Regions from separate parts of the Homo sapiens genome. Here region 2 is linked to region 1. Evidence: read pairs that join two places in POLR2A ChIA-PET (ENCODE). Cell type or tissue: A673. All regions are shown on one strand. Links, peaks and the distances in the headings refer to the core of each region. The heading gives the core; the rest is flanking DNA. Region 1 overlaps NFX1 (nuclear transcription factor, X-box binding 1). Region 2 overlaps UBAP2 (ubiquitin associated protein 2).

Region 1 (11,488 bases), core at 3,261-5,760:
GTGAGCTACGATAGCACCACTGCACTCAAGCCTGGGCAACAGAGCGAGACCCTGTCTCTGTCACTTTTGAGTCCTAACAAGTGTAAATGAGAGAAAGCAAAGCTTTCTTGGAGACCAGAAAAGTGCTACTGGGGAATGGGCTTCTATGGTCCTGAAAGTAAAAGAAAGTTCCCAAGTCAAGTGTGAAAGCTCCAGAGCCACAAAAGAGCAGGAGCAGGTTTTAAGGTGTTCTTTTCTTTCAGACATGGTGCTGATCACTTGATCTGCAACAGTTTTAATCTCTGGTAGTCATGAAGGGTTTGGAAAAATAGTCCATGCAGAGGATTAAGTTTTTTTTTTTTTTCTCTGAGACGGAGTCTTGCTCTGTAGCCCAGGCTGGAGTGCAGTGGCATGATCTCGGCTCACTGCAACCTCCGCCTCCCGGGTTCACGCCATTCTCCTGCATCAGCCTCTCCAGTAGGTGGGACTACAGGTGCCCACCACCACACCCGGCTAATTTTTTATATTTTTAGTAGAGACAGGGTTGCACCGTCTTAGCCAGGATGGTCTCGATCTCCTGGCCTCGTGATCCACCCGCCTTGGCCTCCCAAAGTGCTGGGATTACAGGCATGAGCCACCGCGCCCAGCCAGGATTAACTTCTTATTACTGAATTTACTGAAAATGACAACTAATGGCAAGAATAGCTTAACTCCTTCCTAAGGAAGGACCTATGCGAGCAGTCAAAGGGAATGAGGTATCTGACTGCCCAGCAGATCACAGGCCATGCTGTCTAGCCCAGTTTAAAACAGCTCTACCCCCACTGACATTTCCCCAGCGCCACCACCATGCCTTGATCACAAGGCCCTGGTCCAATATTATCCCTCCTCCAAGCAGTAGAAATACCAAGATAACACTCTGATGTCTGGTTTACTCTTAGATTTGGGTAGTAAAAGTAAGAATTGTCATTTTTTGATCACTTGCCAGAAAGACTCTATATCGAGCCGCATAGATGCACTAATTCATTTAATTTTCATAGAACCCTATAAGTGTTATTATTACTATCATTATTATTTTACAGATGCAGGCTTAGATAAATTAATAACTTGTCCAAGGTTACATAACTATTTAAGTAACTTGAACCTAAGATTTAAACCTTTGTCTGAGGTTAAGGCCTGTAGAAATTTATTTGTAACTGATCAACTGTTTTTCTATTACTGTGCATTTTTTGGTATTTAGAAGCTGACTGCATACAGTCTACTTATTTATTTATTTATTATTTTTAGAGACATGGTCTTGCTTTGTTGCCCAGGCTGGAGTGCAATAGTGCAATCACAGCTCACTGCAGCCGTGAACTCCTGGACTCAAATGATCCTCCTTGCTCAGCCTCCCAAGTAGCTGGGACTACAGGTGTGTGCCACCACAGCTGGCTAATTTTAAATTTTTTTGTAGAGACGGGGTCTCATTTTGTTGCCTAGTCTGGTCTAGAACTCCTGGCCTCAAGCAATCCTCCTGCCTTGGCTTCCCAACGTGTTGGGATTATAGGCATGAGCCACCGTGTCTGGCTTATGGATATAATCTACAGCTGGCTATTTATTGTAGGGAAAAGACTGACATCCTATGGCTGGGTGTGGTGGCTCACACCAGTAATCCTGGCATGTTGGGAGGCTGAGGAGAGCAGATTGCTTGAGCCCAGGAGTTCGAGACCAACCTGGGCAACACGGCAAAACCCCATTTCTACCAAAACATACAAAAATTAGCCAGGCGTGGTGGCACACGCCTGTAGTCCCAGCTACTCAGGAGGATGAGGTGGGAGGATGGCTTGAGCACAAGAGGCGGCGGTTGCAGTGAGCTGTGATCACACCACCACACTCACACTCCAGCCTGGGTGACAAAGCGAGACCCTGTCTCAAAAAAAAAAAAAAAAAAAAAGAAAGAAAGAAAGAAAAAGATTGACATCTTGACATCTTGGAAATACTGTCCGACCGGGACCCTAAACAATTGTCTTTCCCCAGACAGAAGGTTCTCCCATACATTCTCTTGGACCTGGATATCAATGCGGGATAAAACATATGAGTCACATTTCTTCTTAGAAGCAAGCAGTGTAATGTAATGGAAGCAGCACTGGCTTTGGAAACCCTAGCTCCACCATCCACGCCCTGCCACTGTGATGCTGGGCAAGAGGCTTGGCCTTTCTGAGCCTCATCTGTAAAGCAGAGATGGTAAATATCTATTACTGGGCTGTGGTAAGGATTCAACAAGTTAACTGATGTAGAGTGCCTGGCACAGGGTGATTTGAGACCATTTACTGAGGTCCCATATCACCCTTCATCCCAAACCATTACATGCTAACCAGGTATGTTTACTTAGAGCCACCAGCAAAGCATGTCCACCAGCAATCCCAACGGAATTAGCATTCCAACTTACAGGTTACAGGAATGTGGGCAGTCCTGGCCAGGCTGTTTCTTTCTACAAACCTCACCACAGCTATGTGGAATTTCATTTCTGCTCCACTCAGGATTCTTTACCTTGCCTAGAACATATCAGATCAGAGAGTCAATGGTACAAACTTCAACCACATTCTCAACTTTAATGAAACAGTAAAGTATAGCTAGGCAGCATGCAACTTTAGTGTGGTTTTTATTATTTCAACAAATGTATTATCCCATATCTTAAAATAAAAAGATAAATATAATGCTATTCATAAAAAGTTTCACTGAGTATGATAAATCTTAAATCTTGGATTACCTGGGAAAGATAAATAAAAAGTCACTTTTACTTACGAAAATACTATCTTGACTAATGGAAACGTTTAATTTAAGATAAATACCTATAAGACAAGTCGTCTATAACTGGACTTCTGAACTGATATGCGAATTGCTGCTGGAAGGATCAGAGAGAGGGAATAAGAGAAGAGCACCGTGGGGAAAGGGGGGAGGCAGTAAGAAATGGAAAGGACATAAATCCCGAGTAGCAGGAACTCACCTATTCCAGAACTATAAAGTCGGCATAAAAGACCTTATACTTTTATAATCAATGTCACTGCAAATCTTCATGGCACATCTTCCATGGACTCAGCAGAGACAGGGAAGAGTAAAACGAAGGCACAGGATTCCTCCTTGCCCTTGAGGAATTCATCCTCACTTGGGCAATTTGCACACTAAATTGCAGCCATCCCCAGTCCATGGCCTCTGCTTTTCTCTCTATACTATCTCTTTCAGAAATTTTATTCATGTTGAGAGGTGCAATCCACCTAAAGGCCATTGATCCCCAAATCCACATTTTCTCTCTTGCCCTGAATCTTCAGTTTCAGACCCATATGTCCAAATGTCTGCTGAACATTCTTGCTTGGGGTTTCACAGTCACCTCAAACTGGCTTTATCCACAGTCAAAGTTCACATCTTCCCTCTATAACTCCTCCCTTTTCAGGGTTTCCTATTTCTGTCAGTGACGTCAACTCTGTCAGAGTCACACACGCTCAAAAACTACAGTCATCTCTGACACCTCTTTCTACTTAATCACCAAGTTGTGTCAATTTTTCCTACAAAGTGGCTCTCACCTCATCGCTCTCCTGTTCCTGCCTCTCTAACTGGCCAAAACCTCATCTCCAGACTATCACAAAAGCCTCCCTGCCTCTGTGCTTTTTTGCTCCAATACAGTGCCCTGGTTTTCCTCTAACATCTCTCAAGAGCTCTACCTTTTGTCCCTGACTCCAAATGATGTTTTGGGGTTTTTTGCTTTTCTTTCCCCTGCAAGTGTTCTGCATTACACCCTTTTCTCACTCTGTACCCTTTCATCCGCTAGGGTCTTAACTACTCCTCTCAGCTGTGATTCTCATCCTTAAGTCCTGGTCTTTCCTCAAATATTGCTACCTGCCTGTTGGACATATTTCACTGTATGTTCTGCTCACTCCTCCAGCTCAACATTTCTAAACTGTAGTCACTGTCCCCACCAGACCTTCTTCTTTTGACCTGCCCTTTTCCTTGGTATCACCATTTCCAAAAGCATGAAACTTTGGGTGACTCCCATTCCTACTACTGTCAGGAATCAACCTAACACCATATTTTTCTATCACACTCCTTAGAGGCTTGTACTACTCTTCATCTGGATTATAAGTCCCAAATTATTTAGGCTCCAAAATACTCTACTCACTGCTACCAAACTAATCTCCATAAAGAATCATGTTGATGCCCTCAGTGGCTTCCCACAGCCTTCCAAATGAAGTCCCAACATCTGAGACTGGTATCAAAGGGTCAGCCCTTCCTTTCCAGTCATCTCCCACTCCCCTACCATCATAGATCCTGGGCTCTGTAAGTGGATGAATCACTCTTCTCCCAATATACCCTAAACCCTGTTGATTTTGAACTGCCTATGCTATTCCCTTCAACATATCTTTCTGCCTACAAAGATTTTACCTAGTTTACAATGCCAGTTCAATTCTACCTCCTCCAAGAAGGCTTCTCTTAATCATCCAGCTGTAAGTCGTAACTACCCCAAAGATCTCCCATAGTACTTTGTACTTCTAGCAGAGTATCAGGCTAATTGTGTTTTAACTCTTAGACTGTAAGCTCTGGTAAGTTAACCGTTTTATTCGCCTCTGTTTCTTCACAGTGCCTTGAACATTAATAAGTTCTCAATAAAAACATGTTAAATTAATGGTCCCCTGGAAGAACAGTGTGGGGCAAAGTCATCTGCAAATAAGGCCTTTATGTGCATTCTCACATCATTTTACCACTTTCAGATCATCTTGACCTTCACTCCACATTCTTATACTGCCTTAGAGTCTCTCATCTAATTTGCCAGTAGAGGCTTTAACAAGATTTTTAATTCCATTGTGGTACTTTATGTAATCCTTCAAAATAAGGTATTAAGTATTGGTATTGTCCTATTTGCCCAAATTTCCACTGATCTCTTACTTCCAGTTTCATGCTGCCTTTCTGGTAGTATATTCAAGAATATTTATTCCCTCATCTAATACCAATTTAGTATCTATTAAGGCTGAGATTCTGTCAATAAAACATGTAAGACCGGAAAATTCCAAATAAAACAGAGGCCAAAGTGAGACAGAGAATAACAAAGGAAAGCTTCCTTTGTAAGAGGGTGTTTGGGGTCAGATCTTAAATGATACTGTGGTTAAGAATTGAAAGAAAAGAAGGGGAAGTCAAAGAGTTCACCAAGGTATTGCATCTAGAAGATTCAGAGTTGATGGTAAATGACTTGACTCTTTGTGAAAGCTGCTAGCTAAGTAATGGGAAAGGAGAAATATGAGCAAATTGGTTAGAAAAATAAGGAGAGCATGCAGAAACAAACAGGAAGAGCTACTTATTTCAAGAAGGGAATGGTCAAAGGTGTCAAGGGCTATCACTCTACCAAAAAGATTATGAGCTTATAAAATCAGCCCTAGATATGGCTGGAAAGGAGTCATTGGTGATTTCTTTGTTTTTATTTTATTTATTTATTTTTTTGAGATGGAGTCTCACTCTGTCGCCCAGGCTGGAGTGCAATGGCATGATCTTGGATCATTGCAACCTCTGCCTCCCAGGTTCAAGCGATTCTCCTGCCTCAGCCTCCCAAGTAGCTGGGATTACAGACATGCAACACTATGCCCAGCTAACTTATTTTAGTAGAGACGGGGTTTCACCATGTTGGCCAGGCTGGTGTCGAACTCCTGATCTCAGGTGATCCACCTACCTTGGCCTCCCAAAGTGCTGGGATTACAGGCGTGAGCCACTAAGCCCGGCCCATTGGTAATTTCTGAATACGGTTTCAGTGAGGCAACAAGACAGAAGCAAAAATGCAATGCTTCAGGGAGGGAGACAGACAGTAAAGAAACAAAATCTGAAAAATCAACAACTAGAGGGAAGTTAGTCATTAAAAGGCAGGAAAGGAAAAAAAACATGCAGAAATGGGCTAGCAGCAAGAATGAGCATCTGGGTTACAAGAAGTTTTCCCCTAATACTTGGGGGAACTGAGATATTCAAAAACAGAAAGAAGTATTCCATAAAGAGGGAAGATGCCAGGATAGAGTTTATAATGCTGGTTTATAAAAAATCTGATTATAAATACCAATGACTTATTTCCAGGATTAAAATAAACACTATTATTTACTCATACTGCTCAAATCTGGACTATCAAAGCTGTAACTGCTGGGGGTGAGATGAAGCCCACGTCCACACCTATCTCTGCTACATGGTCAGGCCTGGTCTCAAGACCAAGGAGACAAGCACTACAGCCCAGAAGCAGCATGAGCCTGGTTGGCCATCTCCAGAACAGCTTGCCAGGAGCACAAAGGCTGTGGCTCTAGCTGTGTGATGGACCACATAATTACAGTCTTATAGACTCCTAGAGCTTTGAAGTCTCATTAGTAACTTCTAAAACATGCCCCGCAGACCACCTTTCCTGAACTGAGGTACAATGTATGTAGTAAAAGAGACTCCAGTGTATATAAACAAACTTACCACAGAAACAAGTGTAGGTATTAGGAACATGTGCAGAAACATTCTGACAGGCAGGGCACCTCCAACCACTCTGGCCATCTGTCAGGAAAAATGGGAGTAGGCCAAATAAATTTTCTTCCAAAAGCTACATGTAATTAAAAAAATTTAAATCTATAGGAAGACACAATATTGAAGTAGTGGTAATAATTTCAATGTTAAGCATATCAGACATTTAAGGAACAAATTCACAATACTGACTGCTTAGCTTGAATACAGCATTTTCCACTAAATATGGGGTTCATTAAAAAAAAAAAAAAAAAAAGGCCAGGTGTGGTGGCTCATGCCTATAATCCCAGCGCTTTGTGAAGCAGAGGTGGGTGGATCACAAGGTCAGGAGATTGAGACCACCCTGGCTAACATGATGAAACATCATCTCTACTAAAAATGCAAAAATTAGCTGGGCGTGGTGGTGCGCGCCTGTAATCCCAGCTACTCAGGAGGCTGAGGCAGAAGAATCACTTGAACCTGGGAGGTGGAGGCTGCAGTGAGCCGAGATCGTGCCACTGCACTCCAGCCTGGGCAACAGAGTGAGACTCCCTCTCAAAAAAAAAACAAAAACAAACAAAAAAAAACCACTAGCTAGGCATGGTGGCTCATGTGTCTAATCCCAGCATTTTAGGAGGCTGATGCAGAATTGCTTGAGCCTGGGAGTTCAAGACAAGACTGGGCAACACAGCAGACCGTCTCAAAAAAAAAAAAAATTAGCTGGATGTGGTGGCATGTGCCTGTAGTCTCAGCTGCTTGGGAGTCTGAGGCAGGAGGATCATTTGAGTCCAGGAATTCAAGGCTGCAGTGAGACATGATCACACCACTGGACTCCAGCCTGGGTAACAGAGTAAGACTCTGTCTCAAAAAAAAAAAAAAAAAAAAAATACAGTTAGATAGAAGGAATAAGATCTAGTGTTTAGTAGCACTATGGCTAACAACAATTTATTATATATTTCAAAATAACTAGAAGAGTAGAAATGGGATGCTCCTAACACAAAGAAATGATAAATATTTGAGGTGTTGGAATCCCCATATGCCAATTACCCTGATTTGATCATTACACATTGTACGCTTGTATCAAAATATCATGTGTACCCCATAAACATGTAAACTATTACGTATGCATAGTAAAAATTTAAAAATGAAAAAAAAATGTTTTTTTGTTTGTTTGAGACAGGGTCTTGCTCTGTCACCCAGGCTGGAGGGCAGTGGTGCAATCTCAGATCACTGCAATCTCCACCTCCTGGATTCAAGCAATTCTTGTGCCTCAGCCTCCCGAGTAGCTGGGATTACAGGTGCCCGCCACCACGCCTGGCTAATTTTTATATCTTTAGTAGAGATGGAGTTTTGCCATGTTGGCCAGGCTAATCTTGAACTTCTGACTTCAGATGATCCGCCTGCCTTGGCCTCCCAAAGCGCTGGGATTACAGGCGTGAGCCATCATGCCTGGCCAAAAATGAGAAGAAGATAAATTAAAAATAGAATTACCATATGATCCTGCAATCACACTTCTGTTTATGTATCCACAGGAAATAAAATCAGTAGGTCAAAGAAAAAATAATAAGTAAAAGCCATCATTTTCAATAAGAGTGACTGATTTTGTCGTATCTTAAAATATATTTTAATATTGTTGTTTAGCTGGTTTATTTAAGATCTATAACTTAATTCTGGTCATATGAAACACATGATCAAGGTAACATACTCTCCCTGCAGAAAAAGTAGTTAAGAGAAATTAAACTGTATTTTTAAAGCTGGGCTTAATAATACTTAAACGTATCAAATAGGGGAGAATAACTACTCAGAAGAGAGAATTAATTGACCTGCTTGAGATGCTGGAGACCTTGCCCATTTCTTTATGCAGTTCAAATGAAACACATGGTAACAGCTCTGACAACTCCACACTGGGGCCGTGACACGAACCAATTCACAGCACACCATGCACTCGTATTTTTCTGTTGTTAGTTGTTCAATTAGAGAACCTGTTTAAAAAACAAAATAACAAAAAAGATTAACTCAAACACAAAAAACCATTCCTCACTTTAATCAACCAAGGATCAGCAAGTCACTCAAGAGAAGAATCCAAACACAGAGATTTTAAGGGATATCTGATTCTGGGTAAGGCAGCTGGCTATTCAGACTGAGGCCAAAAAGGGGCAGGAATTTGCTGAGGAAGAGGATTTAGGAAGGAGACACTCAGGTGGGGATTCCCACAATTAAGGAAACATTCCCAGGAAAACAGCAGAGTAGCCAAATGCCCCTTGTAACATAGCCTGAGGATCCACTGGGCAATACAGGATCTTGCTTTGCATTTTCTATTTTCCAGGATCCTCTAAATCTATCAGATCCATGGATTTAGGTTAGAAAGAGGCTCGTGAAGCTGTAGTGTCAGCTATAAGAAGCCCAAGTCTGGGCAGGTTCCAACAACCCATGAGTGGTGAGATGGCTCTAGCCGTTGCCCTCAAAGTCTTTAGTCATTCACTTAACAAAGATATTCTTGGTGCCTACCATAAGCCCCATGGTGGTGTTACAGTCCCTGGCTCCAGGAGCTCAAAGTCCAGTGACACAGACCAGTGTGTAGTATCAGAATAATCCTCCCAGATCTATTCCTGAATACCTTCACCCACTTCCAGATTTTTTTCCTCAAACACAATTGCAGCAAAGTCTTTCTAGATTTCAATACAGCCAGATACTCTCAAAACTGAGTGTGAGTGTGTGTATATGCTTTTTTGAGTACATACTTTTAGCACTGCATTTATTTCATAATATTATTGTTATTTGCTTTCAGGTCTAAATAAGTTAAAAGAATAAAATTAACCTTAAATACAACATTGCAAGCACATTACATATTATTATTTAGTCCTCTCAAAAAGGCTGTAACAGGTTGGACACGGTGGCTTACACCTGTAATACCAGCACTTTGGGAGGCCAAGGCGGGCAGATCATGAGGTCGGGAGATCAAGACCATCCTGGCCAACATGGTGAAACCCCATCTCTACTAAGAATACAAAAATTAGCTGGGCGTGGTGGAGTGTGGCTGTAATCCCAGTAGTAATCCAAGGAGGATGAGGCAGGAGAATCTCTTGAACCCGGGGGCGGAGGTTGCAGTGAGCCGAGATTGCACCACTGCACTCCAGAGTGAGACTCCGTCTCAAAAAAAAAAAAAAAAAAAAAAAAAATGCTATAACATAGGTACCATTTTACAGATGAAGAAACTGGCTTCATGTAGTTAGATCATTTATCCAAGGTCACACAACTAGAAATTTAAAAGTCAAAATTCAAACTTGTCAAACTATCTGACTCAAAAGCGCACACTGTAATATTCCATAATATTGGCTCTCCTAAGATTTACTTTCTGATTGTTCAGTTTAATGTCAAAAGAAATAGAGAACACCCTGAGACTGAAAGCTCAGGAGAAGGGAGAGTTTTGTCTACCTTGCTGAGTGTAGTATTTCCAGTGTCTGGCATATACTAGGTGCTCCATTAAATATTTGTTAAATTCATGGATAAAGGAATAAATGAGTGATATTTAGTCTGTTCCACAACCTCTTTCTGTGAAAGTTACAGGCGTCACCAAAGTTTAGGCTCGAGTGCAGTGGCATGATCGTGGCTCACTGCATCTTCAAACTCCTGGGCCCAAGCGATCCTCCCACCTCAGCATCCTGAGTAGCTGGGACCACAAGCGTGTGCCACTATACCTGGCTGATTTTTTTGTTAGTTTTTGTAGAGATGGGGTCTACCTCTGTTGCCCAGGATGGTCTTGAACTCCTGGGCTCAGGTGATCCTCTTGACTCGGTTTCCCAAAGTACTGGGATTACAGAAATTTAACCAAATTAAACAAAAATCTTCCCTGAATAAGAAGTAAATAAAACAAGAGCAGAAACATCTTTTCCAAAAAGGAAAGATGAAGAAACTGTCAGAGATGGTAGGAGACTCAGGAGACATGACTAAATGCAACGTGGTATCCTGGATTGGGTCCTCAAACAGAAAAAGGACATTGGCAGAAAAACTGGTGAAATCTGAATAACATCTGTAGTTTAGTTAATATGATTATACCAGTGCTAATTTCTTAGTTTTAACAAAGGCAGTCTGGTTATGTAAGACGTTAACATTAGAGGAAGTTGGGTGAAAGATATATGGGAATTCTTTGAACTATCTTTGCAACTTTTCTATAAATCTGAAATTATTCCAAACTGAAACATTTTACAGACAAACACCTTTTTCTCTACTAGGCTTTGACACTTCAGTAAATGCCAATTCCATTCTTTTAAGTTGCTCAGGCATAAAATCTTCCTTCCAAATACATCCAAAATCTATCCAATTGTTACCTTTTCCACACTATTACTCCAGTCTAAGTCTCCATCATCTCCTACCTGAACAACTGCAATAGCCTCCTAACTTGTCCTGTTGCCTTCTTAGAGCCTATTCTCCACACAGCAGCTTAATAATATTTTTTTTTTTGAGACAGGTTCTTATTCTGTCACCCAGGCTAGAGTGCAGTGGCACAACCACTACTTACTGCAGCCTTGACCCACTGGGCTCAAGCGATCCTCCTAGTTCAACCTCTTGAGTAGCTGGGACTATAGGCATGTGCCACCACGTCCAGCTAATTTTTATTTTTTTGCCTTTTGCAGAGATGGGGTCTCATTAAGTTGTCCAGGCAGGTCTTGAACTCCTGGGCTTAAGCAATCCTTCTGCCTTGGCCTTCCAAAGTGCTGGGATTACAGATGTGAGCCACCACATCCAGACCCTAAGTGATTATTTTAGAATGTAAGTTCATGACATCCCTCTTCCCAGGACCTTCCAGCAGCCTCTCATCTTACTCAGAACCAAATCCAAGGGACTCACATGATCCAGCCCTTGCTATTTCTCTGACCACCTTTCCTGCCCCTATCTTCATTGCCTATAATACCCCTCCCCACATCTAAATTTGCTCCTCCCTCTGCCTAGAATGCTCTTTCTCAAGCTAGCCACATGGTGCATTTCTGTACTTCATTCTTGTCTCTGTTCAAATGTCTCCTTATCAAAG
Region 2 (11,488 bases), core at 1,658-4,157, 740 kb before region 1:
AAAGCTCTCTCTGTTAATAATACATACTCAAAATGTTATTCTTTCATTGGTGCATTACAACTCAGTTGTTTGCCTCTGAATCACTTTCCCACTCGGCTTTTCCACATTTTCCCCTGAGTTTTTAGTCTAATTAGTTGCCCACGCATCTCAACTGTCACCACTCTGGTCTCTAATGCTTGCTCGCTTTAGGGGTTGATCCCATCATTATTACTGTTATTTCCTGTTTGATGTAATCCAGTCATTTACTACCACTTCTATTGGATATTGTTTTTACCTCACATTCAAGGAAGGTATATGGTTTGCCAGTATTTAGGCTTATTGTCTTTCTACAGCACCAGTGTATCCTAACAGTTGAGAGATTTTAAAAAATTACTATTAATTTTAGAGATATGGTCTCCATATGTTGCCCAGGCTGGCCTCCAGCTCCTGGGTTTAAGCGATTCTTTCACCTCAGCCTCCTGAGTATCTGGGATTACAGTGTGCACCACGGTGCTCAGCTAGTTGAGGGTTTTTTCAGGTCTCCATAAGGTATCCAAAGATTATCTTTTATTTGAAGGGCATATAATTTCTTGGGTGAACCCAGTTCTTATATTCCTCTTCCGTTGTGACAGCACTTTTTTCAACAAGGGGTATGCGACTAGTTATTGCATTCCTCACTTTTCACTGTGAATTGTGTATCCGTTTTAGTGCCAGTTTGTGAAAGGTGGAAGGAAGTTGAACATGATACCTAAGCTCTCCCGTATCCTACATTGGTGTGTTCCCCTTTTACCTCAGGAAAGGGAATGTATTCCACTCCCTGGAGATGATAGTTTCCTTCAATACACTCACCTGTGGAGCCCCTTCGCTAGGGTTGTCCTTCCATTGCTTTGAAGGCTTCTCTTATCATTAGGCAGAAGTGATTAGTTTCCCAAACTGCCCTTTTGCTTGCTGCCAGCATACTCCTGATTTTCCTACTTATGGCTAGTTGATACGTGTGACGAGAGATTTTCCCACAGCGCTGATTTCCCCCATTTGCTTCCCTGTTGCCTCTCACCCTCAATAATTATGAAACCTTTCAGAGAAGGAAGGTTTTTGTTGTGATTGAAATATGCCCGAAAGTGGTGGCATGGGAGAGAATGAGGCCATGGGAAAGGGTTGTGGTAATTGCCTCTCTTGCCTGTTTCCTGCTGCTCTGGTTTCCTCTGTCCTCCCTTTAAATGTGGGCTGGATCAGCAGTAGTCACATGGAGTTGCCTTTAGAACTATATTGGAACAACAATAACACCTCTGCTTCCCTTTCCTGGTTACTAGTGCAGTCTATGTAGTGATCACCAGGAGTGTCTCTCTTAGTATTAGCCTGAGTGACTTTTATTGTATGGGGAGAAATGGTGTGATGGTGTGAGAACATGTAGACTAATAGGTTTATTTCAATATGTACTTGTATTGTGATGGGAACTGGTCCCGGTATCTACCCTCTTAAGTATAAAATATGTGTAGAAAGTACAAACCTTTCTTGAAGGTTTGGAGTGGTCTGAAGTGAAGCCTTCTTTTTTTTTTTTTTTTTTTTTTTTTTTTTGAGATGGAGTCTTGTTCTGTCGCCCAGGCTGGAGTGCAGTGGCCTGATCTCGGCTCACTGCAAGCTCCGCCTCCCGGGTTCACGCCATTCTCCTGGCTCAGCCTCCCGAGTAGCTGGCACTACAGGCACCCACCACCACGCCCGGCTAATTTTTTGTATTTTTCAGTAGAGATGGGGTTTCACTGTGTTAGCCGGGATGGTCTTGATCTCCTGACCCCGTGATCCGCCTGCCTCCCAAAGTGCTGGGATTGCAGGCGTGAGCCACCCCGCCCGGCATGAAGCCTTTACTTCTAAAATGTTAGCTTTGAATTGTTGATTTCCCAGTCCTCTTTTTTTTTTTTTTAAATGATGATTTATTGTTAAGATTTCCTTTGTTAATAAGACACTTTGTGGGGTTGGGGGGTGGGGGTGGTTAAGTATATTAGCAAGGGTTAATGCCTGCTCTAAAGAAGCAGTCTGCAGGCATTTACAGATTGTAAAGTTCTCTGCCCTTAAGCACATCTGTCTTTATTTTTCCTTGTGAGAAACCTGTATGTCAGCAAATACCCGTTCATTCTTAGTTGTTATTTTGAGTAAATGGAGCTCTTAGTTGTTATTTTGAGTAAATGGAGCGTTCTTAAAAGCTAAGTGTTATGGTACCCATGGTGTTGACTGGTAAGTTAGTAGATCTCTGATAGATTTTAGAAGCAGCCGTTTTTTCCAAAGAGTGGAGATACAACCTGAAGGAAGGCAAAGAGAGGGAGGACATGTAGGGAATATCACCATGTAATCTTTGTGGTAGATTTTGAAGTAATTTTGCCCCAACTATCAAGTATTTAGGAATAGGATCCTTTTTTTACTAACTCAAAGAATCAAATTTATCAGATTAGTTTTTACAATTTTAATGTAAACCACTTATGCTGATATTTCCTGCTGAGTTTACTTGACATTTTTTAAGTTTCTCAAAGATGCTCCTTAAAAATTTTCTTTTGTGACTGGGCACTGTGGCTCATGTCTGTAATCCCAGCACTTTGGGAGGCGGAGGCGGGCGGGTCACGAGGTCGGGAGTTCGAGACTAACCTAACCAACATGGTGAAACCCCGTCTCTACTAAAAATACAAAAATGAGCCTGGTGTGGTGGCGCGTGCCTGTAGTCCCAGCTGCTCCAGAGGCTGAGGCGGTAGAATTGCTTGAACCTGGGAGGTGGAGGTTGCTGTGAGCCATGTGCCATTGGACTTCATCCAGCCTGGATGGAGCAAGACTCCGTCTCAAAAAAAAATTTTTTTTTTAATTTTTATTTTTTTCTACCCTTTTTTTTTTTTGAAGACAGTCTCACTGTTGCCCAAATTGGAGTGCAGTGGTGCAATCTCGGCTCACTTCAAGCTCCGCCTTCTGGGTTCATGCCATTTTCCTGCCTCAGCCTCCCGAGTACCTGGGACTACTGGCGCCTGCCGCCACGCCCGGCTAATTTTTTGTATTTTTATTAGAGACGGGGTTTCACAGTGTTAGCCAGATGGTCTTGATCTCCTAACCTCGTGATCCGCCCGCCTCGGCCTCCCAAAGTGCTGGGATTACAGGGGTGAGCCACGGCGCCCAGCCTTTTTTTACCCGTTTGTAAACAATGTTTGATAAGTTTCCATTTTTTGATAACTAATTTTCATGCTGGACATAGCATAATTGAATTGGAATCCAGTTAACTATTTGGATTTGAAGTATGAAATAGGGCTCACATTAAGGAGTAGAGTAGGTGTTTTATTTAAGACTAGGTAATACTCTTCATTTATTTATTTATTTATTTACAGATGGAGTCTCGCTCTGTCACCCAGGTTGGAGTGCAGTGGTACGATCTTCGCCCACTGCAACCTCTGCCCACCGGGTTCAAGTGATGCTCCTGCCTCAGCCTCCTGAGTAGCTGGGGTTACAGGCGCCTGCCAACACACTTGGCTAATTTTTGTAATTTTAGTAGAGATGGGATTTCACCATGTTGGCCATATTGGTCTTGGAACTCCTGACCTCAGGTGATCCACCTGCCTTGGCCTCCCAAAGTGCTGGGATTACTTGCGTGAGCCACCACACCTGGCTTCTTCTTTTATTTTTATTTTCTTGAGACAGTCTTTCTCTGTCGCCCAGGCTGGAGTGCTGTGGTGCCTTGGCTCACTGTAACCTCTGCCTCCCTGGCTTAAGTGATTCTTGTGCCTCAACTTCCCAAGCAGCTGGGACTACAGGCATGCATCACCACGCCCAGCTAATTTTTTTTTTTTTTCGAGACAGAGTCTTGCTCTCTTGCCCAGGCTGGAGTGCAGTGGCGCTATCTCGGCTCACTGCAAACTCCGCCTCCCAGGTTCACGCCATTCTCCTGCCTCAGCCTCCCGAGTAGCTGGGACTACAGGCGTGTGCTGTCAAGCCTGGCTAATTTTTTGTATTTTTAGTAGAGACAAGGTTTCACCGTGTTAGCCAGGATGGTCTTGATCTCCTGACCTCGTGTGTGATCTGCCCGCCTCGGCCTCCCAAAGTGCTGGGATTACAGGCGTGAGTCACCGCGCCCGGCTAATTTTTTTTTTTTTTTTTTTTTTTGAGGTGGAGTTTCATTCTGTCACCCAGGCCAGAGTGCAGTGGTGTGATCTCTGTTCACTGCAATCTCCGCCTACTGGGTTCAAGCGATTAGCCTGCCACCGTGCTCTGATAATTTTCGTATTTTTTGTAGAGACAGGATTTTGTCATTTTGGCCATGCTGGTTTTGAACTCCTGACCTCAGGTGATCCACCTGCTTCGGCCTCCCAAAGTGCTGAGATTACAGTTGTGGACCACTGTGCCTGGCCTTTTTTTTCCCCCTGAAACATGGAGTATATGTTTAAAAAAAAAAAAAGTTGGAGCCTGGCTCCATGGCTCCTGCGTGTAATTCCAACGCTTTGGGAGGCTGAGGTGGAAGGATTTCTTGAGCAGGAGTTCGAGACCAGCGTGGGCAATATAGTGAGACCCTGTCTCTATAAAAAAAATGTAAAAATTAACTGGGCATGATTGCATGTACCCAGAGTCCCATCTACTTGTGAGGCTGAGGTGGGAGGATTGCTTGAGGCCACAGTGAGCTATGATTGTGCCATTGCACTCCAGCTTGGGTGACAGAGTGAGACCCTATCTCCATAAATAATAGGATCATACTTTGCATACTTGCTGATTTTTATTGAAAAATACAGCATAGTTTGGGTGTGGTGGCTCATGCCTGTAATCCCAGCACTTTGGGAGGCCGAGGCAGGTGAATCACTTGAGCCCAGGAGTTGGAGAGCAGCTTAGACAACGTGGCAAAACCCTGTCTTTACTAAAAATACAAAAATTAGCTGGGCATGGTGTGCTTGTAGTCCCAGCTACTCAGGAGGCTGAGGTTGGAGGATTGCTTAAGCCTGGGTGGTTGAGACTGCAGTGGGCTGTGATTGTGCCACTGCACTTCAGCCTGGGTGACAGACCCTGTCTCAGAAGAAAAACCCAAAAAACAGCATACATACCGTAGATGATATATGAGGCATAAAAACATGTAGAGTTGTCATTGTATAACGTAGAAGGTGGTTGGGGGTAAACACATATGTAGAGTTGTTTTTTTTGGAGACAGGGTCTTGCTTTGTCGCCCAGGATGGAGTGTCTTGGCATGATCATGGCTCACTGCAGCCTCTATCTCCCAGGATTAAGGCATCCTCCCACCTCAGCCTCCTGAGTAGCTTGGACCACAGGGATGCATCACCATGCTCAGCTAATTTTTCTTTTTGTAGAGAGGAGTCTTGCTATGTTGCCCAGGCTGGTCTCTTAGGCTAAAGTGATCCTCCTGCCTTGGCCTACTAAAGTGCTGAGATTACAGGTGTGAGCTTAATGCCTGGCCCCATATGTAAAATTAAAAAAAAAAAGTAAAATGAACAACCAAGAAATAGGACATTACTGCTACCTGGAAGTCTCCTGTGTATGCCAGCTCCCAAGGCATTTCTTTTCGCTTTCCTTGAGGTAACCATTACCCTACATTATAGGTTTACTATTCCTTTGTGTTGTTGTTTTAAAATAGAGACAAGGTCTAGCTATGTTGCCCAGGGTGGTCTTGAACTCCTGGACTCAAGTGATCCTCCTGCTTGGCCTCCCAGAGTCCTGGGATTATAGGTATGAGTCACTCTGCAGGTTCTACTGTTCCTTTTTTTTTTTTTTTTTTTGAGACGGAGTCTTGCACTATCGCCTGGGCTGAAGTGTAGTGGCCCGATCTCAGCTCACTGCAACCTCCACCTCCCAAGTTCAAGCGAATCTCCAGCCTCCATCTCCCGAGTAGCTCGGATTATAGGTGCCCGCCACCACGCCTGGCTAATTTTTTGTATTTTTGGTAGAGATGGGGTTTCACTGTGTTGGCCAGGCTGGTCTCAAACTCCTGACCTCATGATCCGCCCACCTGAGCTCCCAAAGTGCTGGGATTACAGGCATGAGCCACCACCCCAGCCTACTGTTACTTTTTTACAATAATTTTACCTTATATGTATATCCGTAAGCAACATATGGTTTAATAGTGCCCATTTTCAGTCTTATTCTCAATGTAAGAATTGTATGATTCTTCTGATGCTTGATTCTTTCACTCTTACATGCTTGAGATTTATCCATGTTGATTTCTTTTTTTTGAGATAGGGTCTCAGTCTGTTGCTCAGGCTGGAGTGCAGTGGCTCGATCCTGGCTCACTGCAACATTCACCTCCCGGGTTCAAGCGATTCTCCTTCCTCAGCCTCCCAAATAGCTGGGACTACAGGTGCCCGCCACCATGCCTGGCTAATTTTTGTATTTTTTGGTAGAGACGGGGTTTCCTTGTGTTAGCCAGGCTGGTCTCGAACTCCTGACCTCAGGTGATCTGCCTGCTTCGGCCTCCCAAAGTTCTGGTATTACAGGCATGAGCCACTGCACCCAGCCCCCATGTAGATTTCTTTTTTCTTTGTTTTGTTTTATAAGACGGAGTCTTGCTCTTTTGCCCAGGCTGGAATGCCAGTGGCACGATCTCGGCTTCTCAGCTCACTGCAGCCTCTGCCTCCTTGGTTCAAGCAATTCTCCTGCCTCGGCCTCCCGAGTAGCTGGGATTACAGACACCTGCCACCATGCTCAGCTAATTTTTGTATTCTTAGTAGAGACGGGGTTTCACCATGTTGGCCAGGCTGGTCATGGACTCTTGTTTGTTTTTTTTTTTTTTTTTGAGATGGAGTTTGCTCTTGTTGCCCAGGCTAGAGTGCAATGGTGCGATCTTGGCTCACTGCAACCTCTGCCTCCTGGGTTCAAGCAATTCTCCTGCCTCAGCCTCCCAAGTAGCTGGGATTACAGGCAGGCACCACCATGCCTGGCTAATTTTTTTTTTTTTTTTTGCATTTTTAGTAGAGCTGTGGGTTCACTATGTTGGGCAGGCTGGTCTCGAACTCCTGACCTCCAGCGATCTGCCCACCTCGGCCTCCCAAAGTGCCGGGATTACAGGTGTTAGCCATCGTGCCCGGCCCGTTGATTTCTTATAGTAGTATGAGGTTACATTGTAAGGATGTGCCATATGTTGTCTATTTCATTGTTGATGGATATTTGTCTCATTTCCAGTTTTTTGAGATTACCAATTTTACTTGTCCTCATGTGGACATTTGCCACCCTGCCCACAACAAACAAAGTCCATTTTCTCAAGACTACATAACTGAGAGTGGAATTTTTGGTTTGTATGTAGGGTATGTGTAACTTTTACTAAGTAATGCTAAAGTGTTTTCCACATGTTGCACAGTTGTTCTCAGGCTTGTCAGCTGAACCACAGAACACAGAAAGTTGAGTTACTATTTTCTCAAATCTGTCAAGGATGGTACATAATGAATTTCATTCTAGGTGTCTGGAAAAAGTTCAGCTTATACACAGAGTGGATGCCCTAAGAATTGGGAATTCATTCTCAAAGACTGAGTGGTTTAAGAGTTCTACATCCTTGCCAACATTTTATGTTGCCTTTTTAGTTTTAGCCAATTGTAGTGGGATGTTCTAGATATATCTTTCATGAACGCCACATAGCTGGATTTTGCTTTGTTAAGTTAGCAACTTGCTAACTTCTTTTTAATTAATTAGAGTGTATCGCTATGTTGGCTGGGCTGGTCGTGAACTCCTGGGCTCAAGTGATCTTCCCACCTCACCCGCACAAAGTGCTGGGATTGTAGGAGTGAGCCATCAGCTAACCTCTTTAACTAGAGCATGGAGACCATTCATATCTGTTGTAATTACAGATATTTTGGATATATGTCTGCCATTATATTTAGTCTTCTAGTTGGCTGGCCTGTGTGTTTGTTTTCTGTCCCTTTTTTTTTTTTTTTTTTTTTTTTGAGACAGAGTCTCATTCTGTCACCCAGGCTGGAGTGCAATGGCGTGGGCTCGGCTCACTGCAACCTCCGCCTCCCGAGTTTAAGGGATTCTTCTGCCCCAGCCTCCCTAGTAGCTGGGACTACAGGCACGTGCCACCACACCTGGCTAATTTTTTTTTTTTTTTGAGACGGAGTCTAGCCCTTGTCGCCCAGGCTAGTGTGCAATGGCGTGATCTTGGCTCAACGCAACCTCCGCCTCCTGGGTTCAAGTGATTCTCCTGCCTCAGCCTCCCAAGTAGCTGGGATTACAGGCATGTGCCACCATGCCCCCGGCTAATTTTGTACTTTTAGTAGAGTCGGGGTTTCTCCATGTTCATCAGGCTGGTCTTGAACTCCCGACCTCAGGTGATCGCCCGCCTCGGCCTCCCAAAGTGCTGGGATTACAGACGTGAGCCACCGTGTGCGGCTTGTATTTTTTTTTTTTTTTTTTTTTTTTTAGTATTTATTGATCATTCTTGGGTGTTTCTCGCAGAGGGGGATTTGGCAGGGTCATAGGACAATAGTGGAGGGAAGGTCAGCAGATAAACAAGTGAACAAGGGTCTCTGGTTTTCCTAGGCAGAGGTCCCTGCGGCCTTCTGCAGTGTTTGTGTCCCTGGGTACTTGAGATTAGGGAGTGGTGATGACTCTTAACTGCCTTCAAGCATCTGTTTAACAAAGCACATCTTGCACCGCCCTTTATCCATTTAACCCTGAGTGGACACAGCACATGTTTCAGAGAGCACGGGGTTGGGGGTAAGGTTATAGATTAACAGCATCCCAAGGCAGAAGAATTTTTCTTAGTACAGAACAAAATGGAGTCTCCTATGTCTACTTCTTTCTACACAAACACAGCAACAATCTGATTTCTCTATCTTTTCCCCACATTTCCCCCTTTTCTATTCGACAAAACCGCCATCGTCATCATGGCCCGTTCTCAATGAGCAGTTGGGTACACCTCCCAGATGAGGTGGCGGCCGGGCAGAGGGGCTCCTCACTTCCCAGAAGGGGTGGCCGGGCAGAGGCGCCCCCCCCACCTCTCGGACGGGGCGGCGGCCAGGCGGAGGCGCCCCCCAACTCCCCAACGGGGCGGCTGGCCGGGCGGGGGCTGCCCCCCACCTCCCTCCCGGAAGGGGCGGCTGGCTGGGCGGAGGCTGCCCCCCACCTCCCAGACGGGCCGGCTGCCGGGCGGAGACGCTCCTCACTTCCCAGACGGGGTGGCTGCCGGGCGGAGGGGCTCCTCACTTCCCAGACGGGGCGGCTGCTGGGCGGAGGGGCTCCTCACTTCTCAGACGGGTCGGCCGGGCAGAGACGCTCCTCAACTCCCAGACGGGGTCGCGGTCGGGCAGAGGCGCTCCTCACATCCCAGATGGGGTGGCGGGGCAGAGGCGCTCCCCACATCCCAGACGGGGTGGCGGGGCAGAGGCGCTCCCCACATCTCAGACGATGGGCGGCCGGGCAGAGACGCTCCTCACTTCCTAGACGGGATGGCGGCCAGGAAGAGGCGCTCCTCACTTCCCAGTCTGGGCAGCAGGGCAGAGGGGCTCCTCACATCCCAGACGATGGGCGGCCAGGCAGAGATGCTCCTCACTTCCCAGACGGGGTGGCGGCCGGGCAGAGGCTACAATCTCGGCACTTTGGGAGGCCAAGGCAGGCGGGTGGGAGGTGGAGGTTGTAGTGAGCCGAGATCACGCCACTGCACTCCAGCCTGGGCAACATTGAGCACTGAGTTAATGAGACACTGTCTGCAATCCCGGCACCTCAGGAGGCCTAGGCTGGCAGATCACTCGCGGTTAGCAGCTGGAGACCAGCCCGGCCAACACAGCGAAACCCCGTCTCCACCAAAAAAATACGAAAACCAGTCAGGTGTGGCGGCGCGCGCCTGCAATCGCAGGCACTTGGCAGGCCGAGGCAGGAGAATCAGGCAGGGAGGTTGCAGTGAGCCGAGATGGCGGCAGTACAGTCCAGCTTTGGCTTGGCATCAGAGGGAGACCGTGGGGAGAGGGGAGGCTTGTATTTTTAATAGAGACAGAGTTTCACTGTGTTGGCCAGGCTGGTCTTGAACTCCTGACCTCATGATCTTCCCACCTCAGCCTCTCAAAGTGCTGGGATTACAGGCAGGAGCCACCGCGCCCGACCTTTTTTTTTTTTTTTTTTTTTTTTTCCCAGGCTGGAGTGCAGTGGTGCAATCCTAGCTCATTGCAGCCTTGAACTCCCCGTGCTCAGATGATCCACCTTAGCCTCTTGGGTACCTGGGACTACAGATTTGTGCCACCGTGCCTAGCTAATTTTTTTTTTTTTTTTTTTTTTGTAGAGACAGGGTTTCATCATATTGCACAGGCTGGTCTTCAACTTCTGGGTTCAAGTGCTCACCTCAGCCTCCCAAAGTGTTGGGATTATAGGCGTGAGCAGCTGCTGTAGGCCCACAAAATGTATTTTTATAGCCTCTTTCCCATCCAGTCGGGGTTTCTGTATTTACATATTGTCACTGAAGTATTTTTATAGCCTCTTTTCCCATCCAGTCAGGGTTTGTGTATTTACATATTGTGACTGAAGTACACTACTGAATGATAATCCTTTTCTCAGATGATTATTTTCTCAATTATTTATCAGATATAATTGCCAGTCAGGTCATCTGATAAGCAAGAAATAACTACTGCTGTTACTTAGTTCAGGTAATTTTCATCAATGCTAAGTAAATTGCTAATTTATTGTAGGATAAAATGTAACTTTTTGGGGCTTTTGGAAAGTCTAAAAATATGTATTCCATGACTGCTATGCCAACCCTAAGTTTTGAAACACTGATGAAAGTTTCCTTTGATTTGTGGGAGTGAGGCAACAATTACATTAGTAAAAACTTAAGGTAGTATATGGGCTGGGCGCAGTGGCTCTCTCCTGTAATCCCAGCTCTTTGGGAGACCAAGGCAAGTGGATCACTTGAGGTCAGGTGTTTGAGACCAGCCTGGCCAACATGGTGAAACCCTACCTCTACCAAAAAATACAAAAATTAGCTGTGTGTGGGCTGGGCGCGGTGGCTCACGCCTGTAATCCCAGCACTTTGGGGGGCCGAGGCGGGCGGATCACGAGGTCAGGAGATCGAGACCATCCTGGCTAAAACGGTGAAACCCCGTCTCTATTAAAAATACAAAAAATTAGCCAGGCATGGTGGCACGCCTCTGTAATCTCAGCTAATCCGGAGGCCGAGGCAGGAGAATCGCTTGATCCCAGAAGTCGGAGGTTGCAGCGAGCCGAGATTGTGCCACTGCACTCCAGCCCGGGTGATAGAGCGAGACTCTCTCAAAAAAAAAAAAAAAAAAAAAAAAAATAGCTGGGTGTGGTGGCACATGCCTATAGTCCCACCTACTTGGGAGGCTGAGGCGGGAGAATTGCTGGAACCCTGGAGGGGAGGCAGAGGTCAGTGAGGTACCTGAGATCGCACCACTGTGCTCCAGCCTGGGCAGACAGAATGAGACCTTGTCTCAAAAAAAAAAAAAAAAAAAAGAGAAAAACTTAAGGTAGTATATTCTCTGTTATTTCTGTGAATGCTAAGTTTACATTACTGCAGATTAGGCCTGAATGATGGTTCTCCCTGCGCAAA

What was found. ChIA-PET counts read pairs that join two places held together with the same protein. Peaks named below come from ENCODE experiments on the same cell type or tissue, not always from the same donor. Only the 100,000 strongest peaks of a DNase experiment are listed, where the experiment ranks them.
Region 2: POLR2A ChIA-PET joins it to region 1 with 10 read pairs; 3 of 35 experiments call an interaction of 5 or more read pairs at or near these places.

What each region holds. Positions count from the first base shown.
Region 1 is chr9:33,298,216-33,309,703 of GRCh38, reverse strand. NFX1 (nuclear transcription factor, X-box binding 1) reads right to left here. Exons shown (of 24, transcript NM_002504.6): 3 at 8,283-8,441; 4 at 6,436-6,513; 5 at 2,405-2,510. Among named protein-coding and RNA genes, the nearest start is that of NFX1, 13 kb to the right of the region's middle. In A673, for the core only: no CTCF peak of the experiment used is centred there; no DNase peak of the experiment used is centred there.
Region 2 is chr9:34,036,710-34,048,197 of GRCh38, reverse strand. All of the region lies in intron 1 of UBAP2 (ubiquitin associated protein 2), which reads left to right. Among named protein-coding and RNA genes, the nearest start is that of UBAP2, 6.4 kb to the left of the region's middle. RefSeq lists an enhancer at 1-201. In A673, for the core only: no CTCF peak of the experiment used is centred there; no DNase peak of the experiment used is centred there; H3K27ac peaks cover 490 bases.